Linked DNA regions of Mus musculus: regions 1, 3, 4, 5, 6 and 7 are each linked to region 2. The links are chromatin loops, found by intact Hi-C in ENCODE. Cell type or tissue: left cerebral cortex. All regions are shown on one strand. Region 1 overlaps Gpd2 (glycerol phosphate dehydrogenase 2, mitochondrial). Region 2 has its middle 3.0 kb from the start of Nr4a2. Region 3 holds the start of BB557941 (expressed sequence BB557941). Region 4 overlaps Gpd2 (glycerol phosphate dehydrogenase 2, mitochondrial). Region 5 has its middle 140 kb from the start of Gpd2. Region 6 has its middle 670 kb from the start of Mir195b. Region 7 holds the start of Gpd2 (glycerol phosphate dehydrogenase 2, mitochondrial).

Evidence for each region. Hi-C counts contacts between places; a loop is a spot of excess contacts. Peaks named below come from ENCODE experiments on the same cell type or tissue, not always from the same donor. Only the 100,000 strongest peaks of a DNase experiment are listed, where the experiment ranks them.
Region 1: it touches region 2 in a loop (2.3-fold over the local background); 13 of 42 quality-filtered maps call a loop at or near these places.
Region 3: a loop joins it to region 2, with 7 times the contacts of the local background. A loop is called at or near these places in 17 of 42 quality-filtered maps.
Region 4: it touches region 2 in a loop (2.3-fold over the local background); 14 of 42 quality-filtered maps call a loop at or near these places.
Region 5: a loop joins it to region 2, with 6 times the contacts of the local background. A loop is called at or near these places in 13 of 42 quality-filtered maps.
Region 6: it touches region 2 in a loop (5-fold over the local background); 9 of 42 quality-filtered maps call a loop at or near these places.
Region 7: a loop joins it to region 2, with 4 times the contacts of the local background. A loop is called at or near these places in 23 of 42 quality-filtered maps.

Annotation. Positions count from the first base shown.
Region 1 is chr2:57,314,248-57,318,247 of GRCm38, reverse strand. All of the region lies in intron 6 of Gpd2 (glycerol phosphate dehydrogenase 2, mitochondrial), which reads right to left. Among named protein-coding and RNA genes, the nearest start is that of Gpd2, 78 kb to the right of the region's middle. In left cerebral cortex, a CTCF peak has its summit at 1,977 (motif pointing right); a DNase peak (open chromatin) is centred at 2,021.
Region 2 is chr2:57,116,070-57,120,069 of GRCm38, reverse strand. It overlaps a transcript of Nr4a2 not described here. Among named protein-coding and RNA genes, the nearest start is that of Nr4a2, 3.0 kb to the right of the region's middle. In left cerebral cortex, CTCF peaks have their summits at 2,315 and 3,159; DNase peaks (open chromatin) are centred at 2,830, 3,239, 3,619, 3,929 and 1 more place; H3K4me3 peaks cover 1,625 bases; H3K27ac peaks cover 1,736 bases.
Region 3 is chr2:57,179,474-57,183,473 of GRCm38, reverse strand. It overlaps BB557941 (expressed sequence BB557941), which reads left to right and starts at 1,720. Exons shown (of 3, transcript NR_040356.1): 1 at 1,720-1,819. 4930555B11Rik (RIKEN cDNA 4930555B11 gene) reads right to left here and starts at 1,643. Exons shown (of 4, transcript NR_040633.1): 1 at 1,549-1,643. It overlaps n-TAcgc8 (a tRNA gene), which reads right to left and starts at 1,396; the gene lies at 1,325-1,396. It overlaps n-TGgcc8 (a tRNA gene), which reads left to right and starts at 1,010; the gene lies at 1,010-1,080. In left cerebral cortex, CTCF peaks have their summits at 1,378 and 1,615; DNase peaks (open chromatin) are centred at 1,103, 1,413, 1,659, 3,945 and 1 more place; H3K4me3 peaks cover 1,814 bases; H3K27ac peaks cover 1,191 bases.
Region 4 is chr2:57,360,599-57,364,598 of GRCm38, reverse strand. It overlaps Gpd2 (glycerol phosphate dehydrogenase 2, mitochondrial), which reads right to left. Exons shown (of 17, transcript NM_010274.3): 14 at 456-568; 15 at 271-349; 16 at 1-94. Among named protein-coding and RNA genes, the nearest start is that of Gpd2, 120 kb to the right of the region's middle. In left cerebral cortex, a CTCF peak has its summit at 1,866 (motif pointing right); a DNase peak (open chromatin) is centred at 1,970.
Region 5 is chr2:57,372,850-57,376,849 of GRCm38, reverse strand. No RefSeq gene overlaps it. Among named protein-coding and RNA genes, the nearest start is that of Gpd2, 140 kb to the right of the region's middle. In left cerebral cortex, CTCF peaks have their summits at 1,764 and 1,965 (motif pointing right); DNase peaks (open chromatin) are centred at 2,091 and 2,689.
Region 6 is chr2:56,112,901-56,116,900 of GRCm38, reverse strand. No RefSeq gene overlaps it. Among named protein-coding and RNA genes, the nearest start is that of Mir195b, 670 kb to the left of the region's middle. In left cerebral cortex, a CTCF peak has its summit at 2,251 (motif pointing left); DNase peaks (open chromatin) are centred at 2,221 and 3,170.
Region 7 is chr2:57,235,971-57,239,970 of GRCm38, reverse strand. It overlaps Gpd2 (glycerol phosphate dehydrogenase 2, mitochondrial), which reads right to left and starts at 1,589. Exons shown (of 17, transcript NM_010274.3): 1 at 1,404-1,589. In left cerebral cortex, no CTCF peak of the experiment used is centred here; DNase peaks (open chromatin) are centred at 1,282, 1,571, 1,980 and 2,246; H3K4me3 peaks cover 2,230 bases; H3K27ac peaks cover 1,578 bases.

The DNA.
Region 1 (4,000 bases), 200 kb before region 2:
CCACAACTACTGTAGCCTTCCTTCCCAAGCCCCAAACTGAGCAGTAAAGACACCTTTGAACGTCCCCAACCACAGCAGCCAGCAATCACACTGTGAATTTAAGATCAGGAAAGAACCACAAGACTCGCTCAAGTGTCTCTCAGCCTATGAATGGCAAGCGTAGTGTCAAAGCCACTGCCCTTGGATGCCATTTCCTATCCAACAACCACTTATTGGCACAGGAAAAATTGGGGGCCATATTAAAGGAAACTATTTTTAACAGAAAAGGAATCTAGCGATTTTAAAACTAATCAAGGAAAAAAAAAATGGGGCTGGAGTGATGGTAGACATATACTGGGAACATAAGCAGATGAATCAATCACAGTGAGTTTGAGGCCAGCCAAGACTACATAGTGACACCCTGTTTTAGAAGAAGAAGAAGAAGAAGAAGAAGAAGAAGAAGAAGAAGAAGAAGAAGAAGGAGGAGGAGGAGGAGGAGGAGGAGGAGGAGGAGGAGGAAGAGGAGGAGGAGGAGGAGGAGGAGGAGGAGGGGAAGGGGGAGGGGAGGGGGAGGGAGGAGGAGGACTGGGGAGTTGGGGGAGGGTTCAGTGCTTACAGTGCTAGATGCCATGCCTAGCCACCTGAGTTCAATTTATTTTTCAACTTAATTTTATATTCAGCATATGAGTGTATTTCCTGTGTGTATAACTGCACCACATATGCGCCTCCTGTTCATAGAGGTCAGGAGAGGACGTCGGATACCTTGGAACGGAAGTTACAGATGGCTGTGAATCACCATGTGGGTGATGGGAACCAAAGCAAGGGCCTCTGAAAGAATAAGTGCTCTTGACCATCTCTAGCCCCCTTTTTCTAAAACTGTATCTGTCGAGCGTATAATTTATAACCAAGATTTTGTCTGCTTTTTTGTTTGTTGGTACACATTTTAAAACAGGGAGACCTTTGCTTTTTAGCACCCCAAACTCATTGTTCTTGTGCCTTAGGCTCCAGGGTGCTCACACTGTGAGCATGCATAGCACGCCAGGCTCCTTTCAGAACTTTCCCATCTGTAGAGCTCCAGCTTATCAAGCCCAAGACCTTGTACATTTGAGGCAAGGGCCCTGCCACTGAATAGCATGCAACACCTTGCTTTTTTGTTTCTTTGTTTTGTATTACAAAGAAAAAAAGGTATATGTTCCCCATAATGACTTCTTATTTGCAACCTTCAAACTTCACCTTTGAACACTGAGGTTGTAGGCATGTCCCCCCACCTCTGGAATATTTTGTCTGATTTACAAATTGAATTCTCATTCAAGGATCTGTTAAAATTATGATGAAGCTACAAAGGATATGTGGCTGTGACTAGATACTAGATATTAAGATACCATTCAGCCCGGAAGCATGGTTATGTTTAAAGCAGAATCTTTACCTTTGCAGGCATAGACTAAGGACTGGGATATAACTCCACAATACAGTTCATGCCCAGCATGCACAAGGGAAGCCCTGCATTCCAGTCCAAGGAAGAAGATAGGGAATTTTCAAAACAGATTATTCTTGACTTGAATGTTTGTCAAGTGAGTTATATGGAGGTCACGTCTGCCATGAGTTAGCTTACAAGTTTTGAAAGTAGCTGTTGTTGCATCATATTGTATTGTATGGTACTGTTCTCATTTATTTTCTACAGATGATAAAAACATTTCTTGTTGAACTGTCTTTTTTTAAAAAAAAAAAAAAGACATATTGACAGGTATGGTATCACCTGCCTCTGATCAAGGAGAGAGAGGCAGGCAGATCTGTGACTTTGAAGTCAGCATGGTCTGCATAGTGAGTTCCAGGACAGCCAAATCTACACTCTCAATGAGAAAACGAAAAGGGGAAAAGAAAAAAAAAGAGGGAAGAGAGAAAGAGAGGAAGAAAGGGGAAATAAAAGAAACATTATTTGGTGTGTGTGGGTGTTTTGCCTGTTTATCCTGTGCACTGCATGCATGCAATTCCATTGGATGCCAGAAGAGGGCTCATACACCCTGGTACTGGTGTTCCAAAATTAATTGTGGTTGAAATATGAAATGTCCCCCACGGACTCAAGTGTTTGGTTCACAGCTGGTGCTGATTAGAGAAATTGTGGACCCTGTAGTAGAGTCTCACTATAGGAAGTAGAACACTGGGTGTGGGTGGGCCTTAAGATTTTACAGCCTATCCCCACTTCCCATTTGCTTTCTGTGATTAACAAATTTCCTGCCCCTGACACCAATATTTTCCTTACCTACCATGTCTTCCTGTCTGTGATAGCTACACAAAAGGGTAGAAAATAAACCCTTTTCTACCTACGGTTACTTTTATGGGAGTGCTCTATCACAGGAATGAAAAAAGTAAGATAAGCCATCAGTGACGGACAGGAAAGGTCATGATAGCATAGTCGTCATTCTGTAAGGTTCTTTCAACTAACCAAACACCTGTCCAATTGGATGTATCAAAAATATTAACACAAAATGTTTAGGTACATTCTCCTTTCCTTCCTGAAAAGTATGGACCTTAATATCTGATCCTAACATACATATAAAGGATTGAGTTGACTAAAAGGACTTGCTAAAATTACTTGGAAAGTGTACTGCTAACTGGCACAAACGAAGTAAATTGTCTCAAAACCCATAGGCTCCTACTAGCGGATACAATGATTGGTTAATGGATTCCGTATTTACTTTGAGACAAATAAGCAAACTGAGAGGGCAAATACATGGGATTTAATATAATAGCTTTTGCCCTTGATACCTTTTTGCCCCATCCAAGAAAAGGGCCATTGAGCAAGAGTGGGGGAGGAAGAGTCTTCTCCTGAACCTGCCAGCTCTATCTGCTCAGGATGCTTTATACAACCCCTGAAGACCCTGGTAAGTCTTTAGCGGTTTTTGAAGCTTTTATATACACACAAGGTACACTATGAGTAACTATTATCTCTGTGGGTTACATCTGATCACGTCTACTTCTGTATGATTTTCTTTTAATGTATCTACATGAGAATGAAAGCCTGGTATTTAATACACGCTTGCCAAGCGAGCAATAAACAATTGCCCAGTTTCCCGGGGGCTCCCGTGCTCTGCCTCGTCATCAGCAAGCTGAAGCATATGCTGAAGGTTAGCCTGGGTAGACGCAGTGTGTCCTATTTATTCAGGGTTTCCTCGGAAGCCACAGTTTATAAGTTTTGTTTCTTAGGGGTATATGTCAAATTTCATTTAGCATTAGTTGGTATCCAGATATACTGAATAGCAAAAAGGCAGCATTTGAGGGCAAAAGAAAAAAAAAATGCCTGCTATGTGAGCAATGATGTCAGCTTCATTTATGTAACCAACAAAAAAGAAGAAGGGAAATGTAACGGGAAAGAGGACACGAGGAAATCAAGACCAACAGCTATGTGGTCAATTTAGAAGTGTAGAACTATGCATGGACAGAATACTAAGAAAACAAATATGCTTTATGTTAACATCCAAAAGCCAGAGAATTTTCTTTGAAAGCATCTTGTTTTGAATCTTGAAATCACAAACATTATCATTTACTTGGAACATGTCCCTGGGGACAATGGTTTTGTTTTGTTTTGTTTTGTTTTGTTTTGTTTTCCTGAAAAGGTTTGGCAATGTTTTTTGGGGAAAATCTTGAAAATTTAACTACGTAAGCGGATGTTTGTACAACTAATACTTCAGAACATTTCAATGAAAACTAGAGATGGGTAACCATAGAACCAACCCAAATGTAGCAATACTTGGAAAATGACTTGTTTATAACGGTTTTTCTACTTACTTGCTTATTTAGACTTCAAAATAGACTATAAGTTGGGTATCCTAGCCTAAATTCATCCATATACAGTGTGATTCCAAATACAGTTAAATTTGTAAAGCAGCTCTCCATAGTAACATTAACCATACTACATCACCCTGTTGCTAAGACTCATCCATGCTGTCCACTTCAGTCATAGTTTATTCATTTTCAATGCTGCTATAACTGTATAGTGTATATAGTGTATAACTGTACAGTG
Region 2 (4,000 bases):
TTATGATGAAGAAAAGGGCATATATGTCTTTGTTGAATATATCAATACCTTATTTTCTTTTTCATTAAAATAAGAGGTTCTTTACCAATTAGCTTGAGAGTAAAAAATAAAATGTGGTTATTTTCTTATTAAAAGTAGAACAAAAACTGGCTGTCTGAGATTTACATAGAACTATTGGAAAACATATATATTTTCTGTGTTTAAAGAATATATTTTATCTGTTTAAAGAATTTTATCTAATACTGTTAGAATAACTAATGTCATTGGCTGTTGATAGAATTTCAGATGCCTTTTATAATAGCATATAACTTTGTTTTCAGAATTTTAAATGTGTTTTAATATCTCCAATGCTTACTGAAATGAGCAAATAAATTCTAAAACCAAAAGTATTCTTCTTTTTAATAAAAAAGAATTTTTTCATAAGAAAAATATTAAGTCATCTTTATAAAAGCAAGTATTAGGAGAGGGCCACTGTAAGCCAAGTATTAAGGAAAAAAAAAACCCAAAGATTTTTATTATGTAAAATAGTTTTTGAGTGGCATGAGGCTTTACCATATGTTCAGTTTTATGATTTTAATTTATAAGTAGAAGCTTCTAGAAAAAAGTGCTGTTTACTTCGGCACATCTTTACACATTTTCTAGAATTGAGTTCTGAATTAAAGTAAGACATTTAAAAAACCCATGGTCTTGGTGAAAAACAGGCTGGGTAAAACTGAATAAAAGCTGCCCGTATCTATGTGGATATCAGAGAAGCTGTTGACTTCTCCAAGTGTCCCGTAGGAAAGGGGCAGTTTGGTTGATTAATAGCCCATGATTGCAAATGAAATGGCAAAAGCAAAACAATAAAACATCTTTAATACTAATTTCTATCTTTAGAGAACCAGATGTTTTAAAGTGAAAATTCATTTTTTTTTCTGTCACTTCTGGAAGACTGCTTACCAAATAACAACAAAGACTGTGAATGTGGGTTTGTTCAAACATAATTTAAAACACATCTCACTTCAATGCTTATAAGTTCCAATACCTACACAGTAAAAAAAAATATATATATCTTGAAGTTGTCTCAACTCTTGCAACACGGCATAACAGGTATGTCCATTTCATTGTATTTGCATTGTGAGACCTCTGAATTCATTTGGGGAGAATTCTGAAATCAACCCCCCAGAGGCCTCTCCCCCATGCATTAAAATAGAAAATCCGATGGGATTACACTTATGTTTGCTCTCTAAATTATACCAAGAGCTCAGTTTTATTAAGTATAATCTGCTTAGCCATGCAAAAAATAAAATACATAGGTTTAGATGTGAGTTTATTTTCACTTATACTGATTTTTAATGGAAATATATTTTTATGTACAAGCAGATATGTATGGCTTAGTATGTGCTAGTATCATGAAAAGTAATATAACAGCATTACCTTCATCAATGTTTTTTAAGGTCTCATCATTATATTTATTAATAGCAATAACATAATTTACACAAGGGGGACCTACTATGCATAGCATTAATTCTTTGCTTCCATTATTTTAAATTATTAAGAAAATAGACCTTTATTAATGGGGAAACTTTACACATTTAAACGTGGCAATAATTTAAAGTTCTAACAGACTCTGAACCCTGAAAAAAACACTATTGTCATTTTAATTGAGTTATAAAATACTTTATTTGAAATATTTATGTGTAAGAATGCAGAAGAGTTGCAGCCATATAAATGTAGAATTTCAGTTTCTTTTAGCCTAAAGCATCGTTTTAACATTTTCTGAAAGGTTGTTCAATTCTACATTTTGATTCCATTATATGTGTAATTAAACCTCTATGCACAAAAGCATTCTCTTATGTACTAGCAAATATACCCACAGGAATTCTCTTCTCAACTATAATTTATTTAAACATGTAATCATAGGATTTTAAAACATGCTTTCATTTTTCCAAACTATATGCCAATTTGAACTGCTTTGAGATAAAATGAGAGATTTTATTACCATTTTGGTTTTTTTCCCTCTGTGACCTAACAGTGAGTTAAACACGGGCAGGAGGAAATAAAGAAAATCCATTGTAAACCTAATTCCATGTGTTAAACTGTTTCCCTTTTGGAGAATATAGAAAAAATAAAAGAGTTGTCGTTGTTTATGAATTCCAACACAATATGAACATTTGGGCCTGCAGACTTTTCTCCCGAGGCTTAGTTAGCCTAAGTAGTAAATAGCTAAGTGTGTGTGTGTGTGTGTGTGTGTGTGTGTGTGTGAAGCACGCGTGCTTGTGTGTTTGTGTGGGAGATTGTCTCTTGAACATTGTGGAGTCAGGCCCCCTACTGACAAGATCAGTCAATTGCAGACCTTGTCTTTGCTCCTGCAGCTTCGTCCCTTCCAATCAAGTGTGTGTGTGTGTGGGGGGGGGGGGGGGGCGGGGGAACGGGACAGCGGACTGAGGTTTTGATCATGGCCCTTTTAAACTTTCCGATGTGTGCACCTAGAGCACATGCCAGACTCCAACCGTAGAATAGTCCCAGCCAAGAATTACTTTAAATGAGTTTATGAATCTTTCCTCAGTCGTAGTAACATCCAGGGAAGCTGAACGCAAATTTGAAAAGAGGGAAAACTCACACTTGGATGAAAAAAAGTCTTCACTTCCTCTCATTTACATATTATAATTACCCTATTCTCACTTACTATTGTAGTAAACTGCTAAGACCTCTGCCTTTTGATCTTGGGTATAACAAGCCTTGAGCAAAGGCTTTTCTTATCAGGAAACCAAGCACTGGAGGTTGCTAAAGAAAAACCCTCGTTACTGTGCTTGCTCCTTGGTGTTCAGTATAAGAACTCCAGGCCCTCTTTCCTCACTCTAGGAGAGCATTTTTAAAATGTCCCCAGACTCAACTCAACCTAAACTGAATGTGTTTTTAATGACTCGGGGAGAGAAGCTTGCAGAGGGCAACATATCTACTTAGCCGCTTTTGTGTAGGGAGGTCTGTGGCTACGACCTTAAACTCCTGATACCCGCTCTCCTGGAACTGTATTAAAAAATAATAACTTCCACCCCAGTGTCGCTAAGCTTGGGTTTCCGACTGTCTGAAGATAGCTGCCGGGAACCTGGCCCACCGCGAGGATCAAGGAAAGCTCCTGGTGACCGCACCCTGCTCCCTCACGGAAGGGGAAGGGAACCCGGGAGGGCGCCTGTGAGCTGGAGTTGCTTCTATTTTGGGCCCAGCCTGGCCGGTGCGTCAATGCCTGCGCCCCTGCGTCACCGCCACCCCCACCCCTTCCTTCTCCATTGCTCTCCAAACTCTCACTTTTTCCCTTTCGTTCGCGTGGAATCGCTCCTGCCCACGGGGCGCTGACGCTGCCGAGCTCACACTAATAAGTTGTTCTTCACCCTGCCCCCCTCTTGCACCCCCACTTCCTGGATTTTTTTTTTTTTTTTTTTCCTCGCGCCCATTAGGGCACCGCTGAGCCGTAGCGGCAGCAGCTGGAGAGGCAGCCGCAACATCTGGGGGAAACTTAAGGTGGTCACGTAGGTTTCCCGGAGGCCGATGCACAGTGGAGCCCGCGGCTTGTCTGGGCAGCCGCAGGGCACCCGATGGCAACGCCTCTGCAGCCACAGGCTCGCTCAGCTTGGAGCTGGCAAAGGCGGAGGTGCAGGCTAGGAATGAGCAACCCCACAACCCCGAGAGTTCCGCGGTGTTCTCCCGGGGTGTTAGGATCACCGAGAGGGGGCCGAGGTGTATATTGCACACACACACACACACACACACACACACACACGCACGCGCACACACACACACACACACACACACACACACACACACACACACACACACCGCTCGCCCGGGTAGCTTGGGAGCGAGCCAACGCTCGGGAGAAGGGGAGGAGGAGCGCTGTCCTGGGAGAAGAAGGGGACCCTACAAAGTCGCTCTCCCTTGGCCTCAGTCCCTTCCTGGTCTTGAGAGAAACCCGAAGAGGCCTGTCTGGCCAGCTTCACGGGGGTACTGGGAGTAGGGTTAG
Region 3 (4,000 bases), 63 kb before region 2:
GTATGTGTGTGTGTGTGTGTGTGTGGGGGGGGGGGTGTCAGTAGGACAGTTCAGTTTTCTCCTAATAACTTAAGTTGTGTCAAAGTTTCTAATTCCTCATTCTCATTTCTATTTCCAATCCCTAAAAATATTTCCGTTTTTCTGACTGTTTAAAATAATTGGCCAAGCTGGGTGCTGTGGCACATGCCTTTAATCCCAGCACTTGGGAGGCAGAGGCAGGTGGATTTCTGAGTTCAAGACCAGCCTGGACTACAGAGTGAGTTCCAGGACAGCCAGGGCTACACAGAGAAACCCTGTCTGGAAAAAAGGCAGTGTTGGTGCATGCAGAGGCAGGCAGATTTCCGAGTTCCAGGCCAGCCTGGTCTACAGTGTTCCAGGACTGCACAGAGAAACTCTGTCTCGAAAAACAAAACAAAATCAAAATAGGATATATATCTCCATTATATATTATATCCACATATAATATATATTATATCCACATATATATAGTATAATATATATACATATATTATTACATACATATATATTAATATATATATATATATTATACACACATATAAATGAGATCAAAGTATTTGAAAATAGGCTGGAGATCATAAAGTTGTATATAGAGTAAATCTTCATACACTTGCATTCTTTGCCAAGAACAAAACCAAGTAAACACAAACTCCCACCCCAAAACCCTCATACAGTTTAACAAAAGTTAGAATAGTAAGAATTTTAAAATGTTAATATTTTGCCAATATTTAACGATCGTTGAATTTAAAACTCTGTGACATGCTCAATGATACATGTAGAAACGTTTTCTGCCCTAAGATTCTGTGATCAGTGGAACTATCTTCAAATACAATGTATGTAAGTGAGATTTAAAAACTTAAGGAGAAAAACAAAAGAATTCTGTTTCTTTTCCTAATTTTTAAATATATATATAAAAACAGAATTGACACAAGAATTACTCATGTGTAAATATATCCTAGTATAGTATAACAGAACACCATAATATGTGCTTGCATTGGTGGTTCAGTGGTAGAATTCTCGCCTGCCACGCGGGAGGCCCGGGTTCGATTCCCGGCCAATGCACTTGCCTTTTTGTTTCAAATCTTGTTTTTCTAAAATATTAACATTAATGAAGAAAGAAACTACGAATTTTTCTTCCTAGCATTTCGTTTCACTTGTTTTCCCAGCAATCACTAGAGTGAGTTTTCCACACTGCAGATTTTTCACGGCCTTTTTGTTTTCGGTTTTCGATGTTGTAGTGGTGGGCAAAATGTACAAGTGAAAATCTTTTCTTTGAGAAAGAATGAAAAACAGAATTCCGGCTGCTTGGAGATGCCGGGGATTGAACCCGGGACCTCACACATGCGAAGCGCGCGCTCTACCACTGAGCTACATCCCCCAGCCGCTAACTGCTCTCTTCATATGCCTACTTATACAAAGAACCCAACGCTCCTCTAAACCAAGGAGTCAGTCTGACTTTAGCAGATTCCACAGTGCATTTCTTTTTTATAATCCTTTCTCAGGCTCTGCTCGTGGTACATCTGAACCGACCCGGTGCAGGGAGCCCGCAGCTAAACTCAGCGGCCAGGAGAGTCGCAACCAGGCGGTCAACGCCAGGTTCCAGTTGGAGCCGGGAGCCTTGAACTGCCAGAGGGGCGGGACCGAGCGCAGCCCAGCTCTTTGATCCTACTGCGCAGGCGCCAACGATTCCTGGCGGGTAGCATAGGTTCTGAGCTTTTCTTTCAGCTAGGTTACAGACTGGGTCCTCTACAAGTCGGCTAGTTCGCTGGGCCAGAAGAAAGGAACTGCGGACACCATTCAGGTGACTCAAGAGACTTGTTGCTGTATATGCCTGTCTCTGCATTTAAAACTTTTGTGGATTTATCTGGGTACCCTGCACTTTTGGAAACCCCCTATGTCTCAGGAAAGCTGCGTAAAATCTATGGTTTACCTAGTGACGTTAACATTTATGCTCTGCTGTTTGGAGGACCAAATGCCCGTAGATTCTTTTAGATGGAGGTTACAGTCAACTCTTGCAGCAGAAAATGATTTTGCTATTTGCTCCTCCTTTGCATGATTCTCAACTTGAAACAAAATGATGCTGTCCCCTTCTTGGTGGCTTAGACTTGTATAAATGTTAAGATAGGGTGGAGAACCTGCTGTAGACGGCTTTTCATTCCTTTTCTATTTACACCTTGGGTCAGTCGGACTGACTGATATATATATATATCGTTTAATGTCCTCCATCTACCCTGACCTAACCGCACCTCAGCCCTAAAGTTCCAGGTGGTTGGATGCAAGCTAGATGGTTCGATGGGCTATGAATGAAAAGACGAGTGTATCTCTTCCAGGTGTATTTAAAACTGATTCCATTCCAGGTGAGGCTCAGTGGTAGCAGGGTAGGTATATGGTGTAGGCAGAGCAGCATCAGGTCGTTTCCATTTAACCTGTTAGGCTGAGGCCATAAAGCTGCGGCAGCGTGAAGGCCTGAAGTTTCCTCACCCTTCGCTTGTGCTCTCCAAAAGGCAGAGCAGAAAGCAGAAAAACGTCAAAAGTCACTGGGTAAACCACCAGCTTCATAATCACATCCTGTGTTAAGAATAAGCAAATGTCCACATATGCTTACAGCCATTTAAACAAATGATAACTCTGATTTTGTTAACTAGAACAAAGCCACACGTGGATCTAATTCAGCTATAATAAGGAATGTTTCAAAAGAAGTGGGGGAAACCAGTGGGCCGTTATCAAGGAGGCTTGCTCTATACCCAAGAATATCCCTGCATTCCTTTCCAAGACACTAGAACACACATTTCTTTCTTTCTTCTTCTTTTTTCTTTTATTATTCTCTAATATATTACATATAGACAACAGCTTTCCCCTCCCCTCTCCAACTCCCCTCTCCCCCATCTATTCCCCTATTCCCCTACCCCTGTCAGTCTCTCCTCAGAAAAAAAAAAAAAAGCAGGCTTCCCAGGAACATCCACCAAACGTGGTATAACAAGCTACAATAAGACCAAGCACAAACCATCACATCAAGACAGGAGCAGGGAACCCATAGGGAGAAAAGGGTCCCACAAGTCGTCCCCACTGTTAGGATTCCCACAAGAACACCAAAGGAGTACACATTTCCTATTTTCTTTTTTCCTTTTCTCTTCTTTTCTTTTCTTTTCTTTCTTTCTTTCTTTCTTTCTTTCTTTCTCTCTCTCTCTCTCTCTCTCTCTCTCTCTCTTTCTTTCTTTCTTTCTTTCTTTTTTTTTTTTTTTTGGTTTTTCGAGACAGGGTTTCTCTGTATAGCCCTGGCTGTCCTGGAACTCACTTTGTAGACCAGGCTGGTCTCGAACTCAGACTAGGCCATCTTCTGCTACATATGCAGCTAGAGATATGAGCTCTGGGGTGGGGGGTGGGGGGGTAACTGGTTAATTCATATTGTTGTTTCACCTATAGGGTTGCAGACCCCTTCAGCTCCTTGGAGGAGCACACATTTCTTAAACTGATTCTGAATCAGAAATTGGAGTCAGAATCAGTCTCTACCCCAAGGGTTTCAATAGGGAAACTGGGAAAGATGCATGTTCTTCTAGCAACTTGTTCTGGAATTCTCCTTAGGATTCCTTTCCTCAACCTTCTGCCGATTTAGCTACTACCAGAAGCCTTCCCTTTTTTCTCAATCAATTCTGGTTTGTTTGTTGGTTGGTTTGTTTTGGCTTCTAAGGCAGAAGCTTGATAATTAGCCTAGGCTGGTCTTGAACTTGGGACAATTCTCCTGTCTACCCCTGAGTGTGTGGATAATAGAATTGGCACATGATGCAAGCCAGGCTCTCAGTAATTTTGAGGATTTCAGAGTTAAGACCAAGGAAGCCTCATTTTAAATGCTCCTTCTCCAAGTCCACAGATCCAAAGCCCCTGGAGAGTCACCTGATAAAGCAAATGAGCCCTGGCTCTAAAACCAGCAGAGGCTGTGGTGTGGCATCACTGGTCTGGCTTGGGCCAAGTGGATAGCTTGAAC
Region 4 (4,000 bases), 240 kb before region 2:
GAAACTCGTGCAGCTCAACCTGTCCATTTTTGTTCAAATCTACTTCGCAGAGAATTTCATGCAGTGTGTTTTCGTCCATTTGTACATTGATACTCTAGGCAGGGGAGCACAGAGAGGTGAGGGTTAAACTAAAAATTATGTGTAACTTCCTGATAATGTAGCTAGACTGTTCAACCCTTAAAATGCTACTTGGAAAACATGCAAACTAATATTAATTTTATATCTTTCTATACCAGAGAACTAATAATGGGGTGGGGGAGTATGTATCACCTCTAGGACACGCTGAACATCAACAATGGTAATGAAGCCTTTTTCATCTTCATCAAACTTGTGAAATCTCTTCTTGTACCTGCAACCCAAAATTGAATAATGGCAGATAGTCTTACATAAAAGAGTGGACAGGAAGAGGAGGAGGAGGCTATGGAAGGGGAGGACGGGAAGAGCATTGAAAGTACCTATCGATGTCTGAAGGCAGCAGGCTGATTTCAGTGCTATCTGTAAGTTGTTCTGTTCGAGACTTGTAGCCCATTTCATAGTACAGAAATCTCGTGGCTGTTTCAAGTTCTTCCTACAAAGGAGAAGGCACATGCACAAAGGTTGCAGATTAATAGGAGTTATTGACTCCCCCTGCCCCTTTTATCAGCAGAAACTGATTCTCATTGAATCAACATCCAGTTTTACTGACATTCCACCACTCCCTCTAGTTGGGCAACTTAAGACACAGTCTAATAACCACAGATACAAAACACTGTGACCTTAAACACTTGCTGTGTTCACCTGCATTTGTCTGGTTCTTCCTAAAGCTTTGGCTCTAGCTAGGCACACTCTTGTGGGGCTTGCGGTCAGTTCATCCTTTCTTAAATTTCATAGAGCATGTTTTTCACCTCTCTGATTGCTTCCCCACACCATCAGGATGCCCGTTCTACATGTATGTGGTACTACTGACTGCTTCCCCACACCATCAGGATGCCCATTCTACATGTGGTAACACACACCACAGCTTCTTTTTACTGTAGTTGCTCTTGTGTGGTGTTGACTATCAAATTCTACAAGAGCACATTTCCTAAAGCGTGGTGACAAGGAAAGCATATAAAAATGAACTCTATATGACTTGAGCAGCTACTCTAGCATGGCTGGCAGTGCCGGTGGTCAGCCATGCAGAAGTTCCGGCAAGGGCTTCTGACAGTCAATCAGCACAAAGCTGGCTATCCTCCACAGTCTGCTAGAGGCTCTCAGAATCTCAGGTCAGCATCTGCAACAAGCACTGCCCTTATATCCCATTTGTCACTCTCGCACCTAACTAACTCAGGTGACAATATTACAGTATATACTGTTTGCAAATCTCTCTTCACTGGTATAAATGTAATAAATAAATGGTATAAATCACACACACACCTACTTCCCACATCATGTATTCCTTAAACCTATTTTTATATGCTCTAGCCATGTGACTTACTTTGGCCAATAACATGACTGGTATAAGATAATCCACTTTTGAAATATGGCTTAAAGAGACTTCCTAGTTTTCTCTGCCTCTCTTGTTCCTGTTCCCTGAGAGCAAGCATGACTTAGACAGACATGGAGGAGAAGCATCAGATGCTGGCTGAGCTGGGTATGGTAGTGCACGCCTTTACTTCCAGTGCTCGGGGAAAGTCATGGAGGCAGAGGCAAGCAGATCTCTGTGAGTGACAGCATCTACATGTGGAGTTCCAGGACAGCAAGTGCTACATAAAGCATGTCTCAAATTCAAAAACAAACAAAAATCTCTGCCTGTGTTAAGCCACTGAGAAGGGTTTTTAAGATTCATTTCTATTATATTTTAATTATGCCTATATATGTATGTGCGCATGTGGGGTGCCCATGGCATCCAGCAGAGGGCATCAGATTCCCTGGGGCTGGAGTTTCACGAGTGGTGAGAGTGGTGAGTTGCACAGTGTGGGTGTGAAGCAGTCAGTAAGAGCTGCAAGCCCTCTTAATGACTGAGTCATCTCTAACAGCCTAAGCCACGGAGATGGGTGCCATGCACCATCACCAAGCAATAGCCAATGCATATCTTAAATTCCCAACTTCACAGGCCCCATGTGGTGAATGTGAAACTGAAATGACCATCGACGGAGGCTGGGGAACACAAAGCACTGTGCACACCGTGGCAGCGGCAAGGCTTGGCATTCTGTTTTCTTAGACAGAACGATTTTTGAGAGTATTCCTTTCCACCTCCTTTCTCTTCAAAAATAGATGCAGCAGAAGAAATGAAACCTCATGAATGCTGCATAATACTGAATGTAAAACTAAACAAGTGTGTCTACATCTACTTTTCTGTGATTAAATAAAACTCGAACTCTCAATCTCCAGTGATATTCTTCACTGCAGACTTCTCTCTTTACATGAGAAAATCCACCAGTCACGGCTTTAAAATGGATTGTCTTGTTCAATGACTCCTTTCCGGCTACTTTCTATAAACTATTCTAAAAGTCATGTCCTTGGACATGCTGCCTCTGAGCCTTCCCTCCAATGACAATCTCTTACGTAATGCATATTCTTTCACTGCCTATGAAGTTTATTCACCCTCTACCAAATAATTGTGATGTTTCAGAGGAGGAGGAAATCTGTCCATCCACGTCACAATGTAGCTTCTTCCTAAGTGTGTTTCCATTATGGACTGCCTGAGCCATGTATCTAAATCACACTGCTACTTGTAATATGCCTATTAAGACATTTTAGGTTGAGATTAGATATAATCTCCAATTCTTCCAACTTACTTGGGATGACCAGGACGTTGCTACAGTAGAGCCATCCGAATCGTAGGTTACACACTGAAAGCAACGTCAAGTACTTTACCCCTTAGAGATTTGTTAGTCAAGAGCTTCAACAGAGGCGTGACTTCAAAGCCCTATGTCATTTGGATGTTTTCTTCCAGACCAATTGTCAGAAAACAAACAAGCAAACAAACAAACGCCATGCTCCTACAGAGATAAAGTACCTACAAAGGAGTAATATCTTTCTAGTTATGTGAGCTATCAAATAAAGAATACATTAGAGTAGGGGACAATCATGATCCACTGTAAATTGATTGGCAGTCATAGTCAACTAAAGCTACTCTTTTTCATGCCTGTTATATTGCTAAGCCTGTCAGACTTAGCTTGAATGAATGAAGTTCGTCTACCCCAGTACAAGGTTTATCATTTGTCTCTATAAAAACTCTCCTGGTACACTGGTGGCTATTGTTTTAGCTTATTATCAGAAATGCACTTGCTCCTATGCTTATTGGCACACCAAGAAAGCACAGCATCAGCCCTGTAATGTAAACGCTTGAACCAAACTAGACTAGGTCGAGGGGACAGAGCGCTGTAACCTGCTATCATAAGACCCCTTCAGAGGTCAAAATTGGTGATTTGCAAAAAAAGATTCATGGGGCTGTATGAAATACAGTATATATCACTTCTATAGCATTCTCTTGATCCTTACTGCAATGCAAAAAGGACATGTATGAAAAAAAATTTTTTTTTCCTTAGGGGCCCCTTATTTGCATGAATAGCCTACACTTCTTGCTAAATTATAAGAAACATAGTGAACATAATAAAAATTAATGAGCTCAATTAAGAAAAACAGCCAGGATCAATGTGAAGACCATTCCTAGGTCACAAAGACATATTTTGCTTTCTGCTCTTTAAAACTGGTATTGCACTTGCCTCCTTCTGTTTTTCTAGTCTTTTTTCTATCAGGTTAATTTAGGGATCACAGAAAAGAAAAAATCCTAACAGCAAGTTCCCTGACTGGAACAAAATTGGTGAGGAGTCACCTCCTATCTGACTATGTCTTCTATCTGATTGAAAACTGAAACTCAAGGACTCACAATGAAAATCAAGATGTACCTCATATGAAAATTACGAAGTCTCCCTGTCTCTCTTCTAGACAGCATTTCCCTAAATATGTTCTGAGTGACGCTCATGCCCTTTCCTGCTCGGCCCTCCTAAAAAGCAAGCTTCATCTGAGGTCTCCA
Region 5 (4,000 bases), 260 kb before region 2:
CTCACAAAGCATTTAAGGATCAGGGCAACTGTAGCAAAGTGACATTACAGGGCTATGTAAAAATAGTTAAATAGAATCAAAATGTCATTTTTATTTGGATAATAATGTGCATTAAAAGTATGGTATTGATTGTTTACCTTAAATGCCCTAACTGCAGCAAATTAGTCATTTCTGACCTTTTATGATTATTTCCCACTGCAGGACCAGCCTGAGACATAAGCTAATACATCTCATTTCTTATTTCTGCCCAGATATAAAACTAACAGTAGCAAGAAGGATCATAGTACAGGAGTGAGCCTCTTTATCCCTGATGGGTTTTTGGTTTTTTTTTGGTTTTTTTTTTTTTCCCACAACAGCCTAGAGTCATCATATTTTGGTCTGTTTTTTTCAAATTAAAAAAAAAGCTAACTTATAATACAAATTAATTACCAATGTGTTAATAAAAGTTCCAAAATATATAGACTATTTGTTTTATTTTCCTTAGGGTTAATATATAGTAATAGAAGCATCCTCGTGGCAGCAGTCAATTATTGACCATTGCATAACATTTATTTCCAGAAAGCCTCACTCCATGAAATAATGTTCAAACTTCTTAGAAATGAGGATGTATTAAGTGGGGTGACATTCTAGACAGCTATATTTGTGTGTGTCCATATGTGTGTTTGTACATGTGGGGGGTTTCCCAGCTGACCAGTTCTACTGCTTCTCAATGAACCATTTGCAACCCCCCCAAAACTAGACAGAGACAGAAGCAGCTGAGATGCTCTGAACTGTGACAACTGCTGGCTTTAACTGCTACAGGGACTGAGACAATGTAAAGTTTTTCTAAGGGACAATTCTCTACCCCTTGCTTCCTTGCAAACTCGAAAGGAACTCCGAAAACTCCAACGCATGTAAATTAAAATTGATTTGGAGCAAGTCAACATTTCACAGGTTTTTTTGTTTTTTTTTCCCCCCTATGATATGTTGCGTGGCCAAGCCATCCCTGCTGAGGGCTTCCTATTAATTGAGCTCTCGGTCCAATAGTGGGCTCTCTGACTCTAGCCCTCACTTGTCTACCATAGCTGTGATGGTTAAAGGCTTCTCCGGTTTGTCACAGAGTTTAATATGCACCCTACATAATTATGCAGGATTCACTGTGCTATCAAACTGCAATTCAAATTAGTTCAGGATTAAAGGCACAGAACAGTACTGCTTCCTTAATTGCATTGTAGTGTGCTGATCACATTCAAATACCCATTACTCATTCCCTCTGTGGAGCAATAAGTCAGGGGGATTAATATTCAGGCAGGTGACAGGGCCAAGCCATTAAAAAGCAGTTATGCAGAAAGCATGGCTGGTTTTATTCACGTTAATGAAATCAGTGAAATGAAACTGTAATAGATTTATCAAAGCTCAGATGGATTTGCTGTAAATCAGTTTGATTCAAGCAATCAAACTGGACAATAGAGATAGTTTTCAGCTCTAGCAATGGGTGTCAGAAAGCAGCATGTGAGAAGCGCTGATATTCTTCATGTATGGATGGAATAGCCACCTCACGCGCAGGCCTATTCCCTAACCACTGCTGCTAATTTTTTTGTCTTTTGAACTAGGTGCCAGTGGCTGATAAAACATACAGCATATCATCTTAATACAGCACTTACACTGTTTTTATTCCTCATTTTTAAGTACCCTAGAACATCAATTCTTTCCGATTGCTGGCAAGGTGGGGGGGCGGGGAGGAAGTTCCACAGAGCACAAATTAGCATTTACTCTCCCTTTACTGTCCAGAACAGGACAGCAACTTTGGCCAGGGCATCGGGACACAATTAGCACAAATGTCCCCTACACCTGAACAAGCGCAAAGGGGAAACAGGTCATATCACCATTTCACATTTCAGCTTCTTCTGACCCAGAAGCTCAGAAGAAGCTGAAATTTTACTTTTGTTCTGTGTCTAATGAAATAATTTGATATCCATTAGAGGGCAGCATAAGAACAAAAACTCAGCCCAGCAAGGGAGACCTCCCCTGCAGAGAGACAGCACCTCAGAGGTCACCAGAGACTTTTCCAGGGCAGTCACATTGCCAAACCTAGAGCAAGGGATGGAGAGAGCTGGAGTCCCAGAGATCTGGAATGCGGGATGCGAATAAGGGAAATGTGACTCCAGCCACAGCACACAGCAATTCAGCACTCCTGATCTCACATTTAACGACCCCACCCCACCCCACCGCCACCCCCTCATTCCCCATTAGGATTAAAGGAGAAATGCCCCTGGCTTGAGCTCAGAGGCCTTCTCTGTATTTTGTGCACCGGTTTCTGTGGCTGAAGCCGCAACGGAACTGTGAAGTAGTGAGCCAGGTTTTTGTTTTCATAAAAAGTACATCCTAAAGAGTAGGTTGTATGAAGACTTCTCTAATTGGTCTAATTTTTAATTATTAGAAACAAATTGTTCGAGGGAACTACAGCCAGTTTTTAATGATCCAAAACAGAAGTAAATGTTCTGGTCTATTAGCATCCTATATGGAATAAATCAATATTAAAGCTAATTAACCCTTTTCCAAGGCATTTTTGCCTTGGTTTTTATTTAATGGCTCGGTGCTGCTTACAGCATGGATCAAGCTGGCTAAGCTCCTTTTAAAAAATAGCCCGCTTTCCACACAGGGCAGCAGCTCACGAGGACAAGCATCTTTACCAAGATAGACTTGGCTTGGCAGAGCCTACAAAGAACTGACCGTGGCTCCTTAAAAAGCTGACAGGAACATGGCGGGTGAGCGTCAGAGCCAAATCACCTACTCAGGACCGCTGTCGTAATGCAGCTGACTTCATTTACTGATTTTAAAAACTATTTCTTAGAGATTTCAGGTTTTTTTTCCTTTTAAGGATATTTCTTGCTGGAGATGAGAGGGGTGGGGATCCACGGAGAACTGGTTTCACTCTAGGTCATGTGTGAAATACAAACCTATGATTTAGCCTTTTGAGAAGAAGCTATGATTTTTTTTTTAATAGTGTTCAAACACATAGTACCAAGCACCCACCTTTCAGGACATAAATGACTACTTTGACATATGAAACCAATGAAAATTATATACATTATTTAAAGAACTCAAGACCCATCCCCCCCTTTTGACACAAACAATCACAGGGCATACTTTAATATCAAGCTATTTTTGACTTATAAAATAGATGATATATTTTGTACATGAATTAAATTCTTCACGGTACCAGAGGAATTAATTTGTAATGTTATGAAATTTTGATTAGCCTGCTGTAAAATCAGAATTGTTTACCCCAAGTGTCTACAGTCTGACTCTCACAGTCTCTCCACACAGATAATGAAATGAACCAGGGCAGTGGGGTGGGGGTGGGAAGAGTAATTTATGAAAACATGGTACACCATAATTTTGCCATTTTTCTGCAATAAGGATGGCAAATGATTCATGGGATAAAATGAAATATTTCTCACTGTCATTTCAATGGATCTAAGATTTACAGCTTCTTAACTTGGATAGGAAAAACTCCGTATGCATAAAAATGAATTGTAAATCAATTAATGATGGGGATGGAGGGGGGGAAGCGGATAGTGAAGCAATGGTGAGAAAAGCTAACAAGCAACATATAAATGGGGTGGCTGTTTACTCTAACTCAGGGAGGACGGGGCTAGGAAGGACAGAAGCAGCCCTGGACTATATGAGGGCGCTGAGGACAGGTGAAATAGAAGTGCTATGTTAACTGAGCTTGTTACATTTAGATTATTTAGACAAACAAACTCAAGTAAATCAAGATTGGAGTTAAAGAAAATGCTAATAAATATCTAATCCCACTTGTACAGAATGAGATGAGAACCAACAAAGAACACTAAGTATGAGGGCCTAAGGCAAGGAGATGTGCATGTGTGTGATATGTGCGTGTGTCTGTGTATGTGTGTGTGGGGGGGGGGGTGTATCTGTGTGATATGTGTGTGTCTTTCTGTGTCTGTGTGTCTTTAATGCTTAACACAAGGAGGTGGATGTGTATGTGCGT
Region 6 (4,000 bases), 1.0 Mb after region 2:
AAAATATATACATGAAGTTTTTTTTCGAGTAACATCTTTTTTATATTTACAATGATCAAGTTTATATTCTAAAGTCTCTAAAGTACTGGGGAGGGAGAGGGGTGAAGAAACACAGCAGGCCCTTTGCTTGATATGTTTTTTTTTTAATCCTCTAGTGAATTGAACAATTTTTTTTTACCCAAATTTTTCTACTGTTTACCAAAAAAAGGATTCTGATTTAAACGACTAAAGTGTAGAAATCAAAAATCTACCTTTTCCCCCTATCCTTTGGGACAGACCATGTTTAGCATTGTACTATTATTATTTTTTTTTTTACACTGACCTGAACTGCCATTGGACTGAGAAGATGCTATAGAACAGTTGCAGTTTTGTGAAGGCAGACAGACCAGTGTGTTCCAGACTCTCCATTAAATGACTAAAGACTTGGCCTCGGCTCTTCTCTAACAGAGTGCAATCTAGACTACTAACCCACTCCAGAGCATGGACAGAGAAAGCAACTGAGTAACCTAAAATACTTGGTGGTTTTGTTTACTTTTAAATGTGTGGATGAGGCAAACTTTACTCCTGGTAGGAGGAGAGCCAACACACAATCAGGAACTGCACTTGGTTTTTATCTGAACTCAGGTCGGGAATGAATGTTGTTTTTTTATTTTTATTTTCCCCATTGCTTGGGTCTAGCCTTACAGTCCTTTTCAATTGTCTTGTTCAAAAAGAACTGATACACAGGAAGTGAAGGGGAAAAGGGTCACTTCTCCAAGATGTCCAATTCCTAGAATAACTGCAGAGGGGACTGACTTCCAGTTGGGGAGGATTAATACATTTGAATAAAGGTTTCACAAGATGGGCAAGATATAAAGATCTAAATCCCTTGTCCTAAAAGTTTTTTATAGTATTTGAAAGGAAAGACATATATTTAGTATTTCTTACAAATGTATCTTATTTTCAAAACCCTTTCTTCAGACTCCTCAGAGTATTGCCTCTTGTCTGTGTCCTACCTTGGAGTGAGCCACTGTAATATGGTGGAAGCTCCTCTTTACTAGTAGTTGACTCAAGAAAACTGAGTTAGGCCTTTAGTGAACACAATTATTATTCTACATCTTCCATTATCATGTTTTAAGGGGAGCCTGCCTTCCTGGGGTGGTGTCCTTGGCCTGGAGATCAACTGACTTGGTTAGAATTTTACATCCTCAACCAGGCCAAAAATTCTATTCTCTGAACCAGGAGAACTCTTGTGTTATTAGGCCTTCACTGCTCTAAAGCACTTGGTTTTAAGGATGACAAAAGATTTTGTTTGTTTGCAACATTTTTCAAATTGTTGTTTTATATATTGTAAAAACAAACAAACAAACAAATGGATGTTAATATAGTGTGAGAAACTGGAGTTGTTGACATCCGCTCCGTATTCAATCATTGTCCAAGGGTCTTCAGAGTCTTCATAAATTTATATAAAATAAAGTTAATGAAGAAAGATACAGTATTAAGAAGAATTTCTGTACTATTTCTGGCATCATCGATACTACTCAGACAATTCAGCATTTTCTTTTGGTTAGCTTCTTTCACTTGTGTGTTTAGGATAAAAGATTTAAGAGAGATTAAAGAAGCCATTTTCATGTAATGTTATGTGCACATTCAATTTATCACGTTCCTTGTGTTTTGCATTACCTAATTGATTAGTAACCAAAACTTGTGTGACAAGATTATTTTGTTCATCGTGATGTGGATGATGAAATATTAGGATGCCGAGTAACTCCTAAGCCACAAAAAAGGTACTTGCATATTTAAGACAACCCCAATAAGCAAGTCTTTATCTTAAAGTTTATCTTATGAGGTATTCTGACATAACTCATAGCTCAGCATCTTTTTCACGGACAATGATTCTGGCCCCTTTCTGTTTTTTTTTTTTCTAAGAAGATTAACGTTATAAAAATTATTGAGTAAAGTAGATTTTCTTGCATAATTTAAAAGCATAATACGTATGTGTGTTTGAAAAGATCAATAATTTCACCATTCAAAAAGTTAGAAAACTTTGATGAGGTATGTTACATGAATTCAAATGTACAGAAGTTTTCAGCGAATGAACCATGCATCAGATTTCAATATTCTAGTCATAGCCTTTAAAGTAAACTTGAATTTCTTATAAGATTCATTGCTTCTATTGTGTGAGTGCAACTTTAGCCTAAGAGTTCCTGGACTGTGTGTGGGCGTTCATGGGCATATTTTTTATACTTTGGCTCTATCTAGTGGCCTGGAAAGAAATTACATGTAGGTGTGATACAGTACAAGACTTGGAATTATACAGTTAAAGAAAAGAAAAGTGAAAGGAAGGATGGAAAGCTACGTGTATCTAGTATATTACAGCAGGGTAGTTTTGTGATCTTGGAAACTACTATGTTTTTGTTTTTGTTTTCTGAATGTTCTCTTCAAATTAGGGAACTGCTTTTGTATGTAAGCCACATTCAAGCTGTGGCATCTTACCTTTTACGAGAATCAAAGGCCTTCAGTTCTTTCATTATGTATTCCTCTAAGATTTCTGTCTTATAGAAGAATAGAATCTGCATCACTTATAGCAGAAGTGAGACAACATCCTTACCACTTCTCCAAGTCCCCCATGTCCACGGCCCCCACTCCTGTGTCAGAGGAAGAGAATTTTGCGGAGGTTCTCTCTGAGTGATCTGTTCATTTTAGTGACGCAGAGTTGGAACAAGATTATTGAGTTCCGGACATTATTTTTAATTTAACAATCTTTGGATTCTCACATCAAATCTATGCTTTCCTCCCCATTTCATGTTTTTCCACCTTGAAGGTCACAGCAATTCTTTGAGCAGTAAAACCATAGTATTTGCAGCAGAATGTGTGTTTCCTGTAATTGCTTTAAACAGGTAAACGCCGGTGCTCTAATCAAAACGACCATTTCATCTAAACAGTAAGCTGCTGGGTTTTTTTTTCCCCCTTCCAGGAGAACATGTAGCGTTTAACCAAGAACACCCTTAAGCTTGTAAAGGAATGGGTAATTTAAAGTAGCTAATGGGGATGACAATGCAGCTTGTACTGCTCGAAATCTAATTGTCAATATGAAAGCCTCTGCAGATTTTACCAGCAATAACTTCCGTGCTGCTAAGCTAACCTACAGCACTTCCAATTCAATCCTGCCAGAGCAGCAGCCATGTACACTCAGCATTGCGGCTCAATCAGTCTTGTCCTGAGCAGCCGGAGATTTCAAAATGGCTCAACTGATTGGCTCTCCATGAAACAGTGCACCTGGTTTGTGCCTACACAGATGGGCATACTTCGCTTATTGGTGGGCATCTTAGTGGCTTTTAGAGATGTGACTACTGAACCGGTTTGACTGTTTGAAATTGCAATGCAGTCTTCTGAGCCAAGAGAAGGTCATTCCTTTTGAAGAAAAAACTTTTTGAAAAATAACAGGGCCTCCATAACGCTGTGCCCCTCCTGATTTAATTTTTAATGGCTTTAAAAAAATAAAAGAAAACCTTCTACATCAGAACAGCTTTAGGTTTGCTACTAAAAAATAAAATACTGAATGCTCAGACTCTACTCCCAAATTTTCAGGCATTTGATTGCAGCACACATGTTGGAAATAATACTGAGAGATTATTAGATAAAAATTGATGCCTGTTTAGTTTTTCCTTAATCTTATCTTACTTTTGTGAGATTGTACTCATTAGTAATCGCTTCTCTCTTACTTAATTTTACTCAGAAAGTTTGCCATCCCCTAACTTGTAAAATTAATCAATTAATTGTGCGTGTGTTCGTGCTTGCATTATTTTCATGGTTGGACTAAGGAGGTGTATTTCTATGAGAAAACCAGAGAATTCAATACCATTGCTGACCATTTTCTGAACTCAGACTGTGAATTCAGACTTCTGGTGTTGAACTGAACACAGACTTCTCAGTGTTCTTGGTAACCTTAATATATTATCTAGGAGGCAAATGTCAGTTTTCTTCATTTTTTTAAATATGCATATGTGTGTGCCTGCAT
Region 7 (4,000 bases), 120 kb before region 2:
CAACCACATGATGGCTCACAAGCATCTGTACAAGTACAGTGTACTCATATACATAAAATAAATCTTAAAAAAAAAAAAAAAACTTACATCCTGACTATGGACAGGATAATGTAAGAATTCTATCAGTATGTCAACATCATTCATCTCATTCATCCACAGTGACAATCAACTCTTTTTTGACTGTCTATAAGAAGCATTAGTTATAAGACTCAGCAGTGGGGTGTGACATCCACTGAGAACTGCTAACTCTGTGCCCTTTTCATTAACAGTGAGGCATGCAACTGCCTTCCCATGGTTCCTAGAATGACTTATTTATAAGGTGACTATGTGACTAATGCTCTCAGAAAGCAGAGTTCTAACAGTTTTGTCTCTCATCCCAAATTCTTTCCCATTGTTCACTGAGGTGAAGGGTTAGGTTGCTAAAATGAAGGAAGTGTGGTCGTTTGACTAATGTCTCTATGAGAAACAGGGGGAGGTTTCAACACTCATCATTAAGGCCCCAGAGACAGCACATGCTATCCACTGGGCAATGGCATCCAGGCCCCATATGCTAACCAACAGCTCCCAAGAAGCCCCATGGTCCCAGAGAGGCCATCACCAGCACTTTCCACGTTCAAAAAGAGAAATTCCAAGACTCTCAAACTTTGAAATACATGCAAGATACAAAGTTTTGTTTTAAGCAAACAGGGCAACTTCCTTCTCTCACCTACTCACACAAATTGACAAATGTAACTTTTGGCTGTTTCTGTAGCAACCCCTGGGATATTTACTTCTTGTAACACTTAGATGCCCCTGTCATTGAACTTTTGTAAGAACTTGTGTTGCTTGAGGAAGGCTGTTTCAGGAGTACGTATATCTTCCTAAGGGATAAAGGACGGTCTAGGGACCATCACCTGCTAAAAGCCTTCCTAAAGCTGCAGCACTCAGCAAACTTTCTTTGGCAAGACACAGTTGCTTTGCGGAGAGAGGAGGCTGTTGCCGGTGTACACTTTGCATTTCCTCCTGGGCCAGTCACACCCCGGCAACTGAGTTTCTCAAAGAAAGCCTCCTCCCCCTTGCAGAAGGGTCTTCCCCGCCTCACCTCAGAAGGAAACAGCAAGCCTCCGCATCAGACAAGCCACTTTCACAAGTTAAAACTTTGCATAAAGTTTCATTGATGTGGGAACGCCCTGCCTCCAGCTAGGTAAAGCGTATCTCAAACGTATTCCAGTCTCGCCTAACCCTGAATGAGAATTGTGCTCCTCCTCCGTTGGTGGGAACAAATTCACAGTCTCGCCCCAGTTTCCCGCCACCACCACCTCCACCTCCGCCACACCGCAGTCCCACCGAGTCACACAAGTCAGAGAGGGACCACTTCCTCCTAGAAGCCGAGGCAGAGGACCAGGTCGCCAGGACGCACACACCTGAGATCGGTCGTCACGCGCAAGGGGTCGGCGAGCAAGGGAGTCAGGATCCTCCAGCCAGAACGGAGTCGGCCTCACCGAGAACCAGAGTGGCCCTGAGCTCGCGGCGAGCGCGCCGGGATGTCACCGGGTCAGGCGGGGCCACCGTAACCCGACCCGCCCGCCGACGCCCCTCCCGGCCACTTCCTCCTCCCCTCGTGCGCCTCCGCCTCCCCGGGGGATGATCCGGCAACTCAGCCACCGCCTTCGCCGCGACACCGCGGCCCGGGCGACTCTGCCCGGCAGGGAAATGCGGAAGTGCAGCCGGTGGGAAAGGGCGGCTGCAGACCCGGCGCTCTGGGTCTCGCAGGGACGTGGGCTGGCCATGCCCGAGGTTATCGATCCTGCCCTGAGCCCCGGCGGAGCACGACTCCATACCCTGCCACTCCTTGCTAGCTGGAGGAAAGAAGAGAGGGCTGAGCTAGGCCGGGGAAGCCGCTGTGGTGTTGGGTTTCTGTCCCTCCCCACGCGGGCCACTCCTGCCATCTGCCCTAGGGGGAGGACGTTTCCCCCGCCTGCTGCCTACCGGGGTTGCCTTACCTGATCACCCGTCGCGCGCCCTTAGATCCGGCGTCCCCTCCTCCGCGCCTCCCAGCCGCCAGGCTTCCCTGGGCCTAGAAAGGCGTCTAGGAGTCGGGGGACTCTAGGGACTCGGCCTGCAGCTCTCGGCCCAGATACCCCAGCGTGTTCTGTGGGCGCTCCAGGCCTGTGGACCCCGGGCCTGAATGTTAGCACCGGGACCCGCTGAGAAGAACAAGCCAAATCAGCAAGGGTGGGATGCTGAGCGCTGGCCCAGCGGGCCGGGCCTCGTACAGGTGGGGGGAGGCGGAGAACCCTGGCTGCGGAGCCACAGGCTTCCCACTTGCACCCCCTCCCAACCCGACCCTGCCCACTGAGCATGCCCAGCTCACTTGTTGCAACTAAAAGGGTTAAGCAAAACCAAGGGTACCCAAGGAGGGCTCAGTTCGGGTTCCGAAAGACCCCACTTTAAATCCTGAGATTATGGTGTTGAAAAGTAGGCAGGGACTGATCCGAAAAGCTCCTCGTGCCAAATTAGTTTGAAGGAAATTGTAGCAGTGTTTAGTAATCAATTGCTAAGTCACATACATAGTATTCTTAAACCCTGTAGAAATGCCTATAGTTTGGGGTCACAAACTCACAGTAACTTATGGCAAACAAACCCTCTGTAAAGGCAAAAGAACTTGTTCCTGGCCTTGGACACGCTAAATTTACGAACTAAGCTTCTGTCGCTGTACCACTGAAAGGGTTTGGAAATAAGCCAGGGAATCTTTAGCGTTTAAAATGTGCCTTTCACAGTACAGCTATGGTGCCTGGTACAGCATCACCTGAGAACTTGGCAGAAATGCAAACAATCTGAGCTAGTGGCTACCTGAGTCCCAAACATCCGAGTTCCAGCTCCAGACCTAACCAAGCATTACAGAGGTCCAGATTCACACTAAGGGTTGAGAGCTGATGTTCAATAGCTCGGTCCTAAAGGATTCTAGTTTGAGAGCCCTAGAAGTAAGCCACTGACTTTCGGTTTTCCTGTTTTTCAGATCTCAAATATTTACTTAGAAGTTCAATGCGTTTCTCTGCAAAGAAGTAGGTCGAAATCAGGGTCCATGCTGACTTCCCACTAATTCACCTAAAAGACTGCAGTTCCTGGAAATGAAACCATTCCGCCATTGACTTTCGCATCCTAGTGCCTATAAAAGATGTTTAAATGTTCGTTGGCTTTAAGTGGATGCTTAAGTGAACAGTGTGTTTCTGGCCCAACTATGTCAAGTCTTTCTTCACTAAGTACTCCACCCATGAAGGATTCAGCTCTCATCAGAAACCCATGAGCACCCATCAGACCTCGGCATAACTTAGACGACAGAGGAGAAAAATCGGAAGCCCTGGGCAGCATTGCACTTGACAAATATGGGCCTCAAAACAAACAAAAAAGATCAGAACAGGAAGCATCCAATAGGATTCATGAAGAGCCCTAAAGGAAAAAGATGCGACAATGTGGGAAAAGGGTAAAGAGCCAGGAAGCAGCCCCAAACAATCCATGTGTTTCTTTTGAGTCCTCTCTGTCAAAACCACTGCATTTTGGCATTGTTCCTGTGTATATCACATTTCATCCCCACCACTGCTGAATAAAAGGAGCAAAATTAGAGAGGAAAATGCTCTACAGCAGATATATTCATGAATTAAAACTACTGCTTGCTTCCAACTGCTCAGATCACAACTAACTTAGAACATGTTTGTTTGTTTGTTTGTTTTAAAAAATAAAATAAAACAGCACATCTTTAATCCCAGCTGCTTGGAGATAGAGAATGGCCATGAACTTGACATCAGTGTGGCCCACATAGCAAATTCCAGGACAGCCAGAGCTACAGTGAGGCCTATCTGAAGCAGGTGGGGGGGACAGACTCATTTTTTCAGTGAACAACAGATAATTTTAAAATGTAAAGGTTTAAGGTAAGTACTTTAAAATATCACAGAGACTTATAAAATCTCTTCACCTACTCCATTCATGTCTGGTTTGTTTTTAGAGACTGGGTCTCTAAACT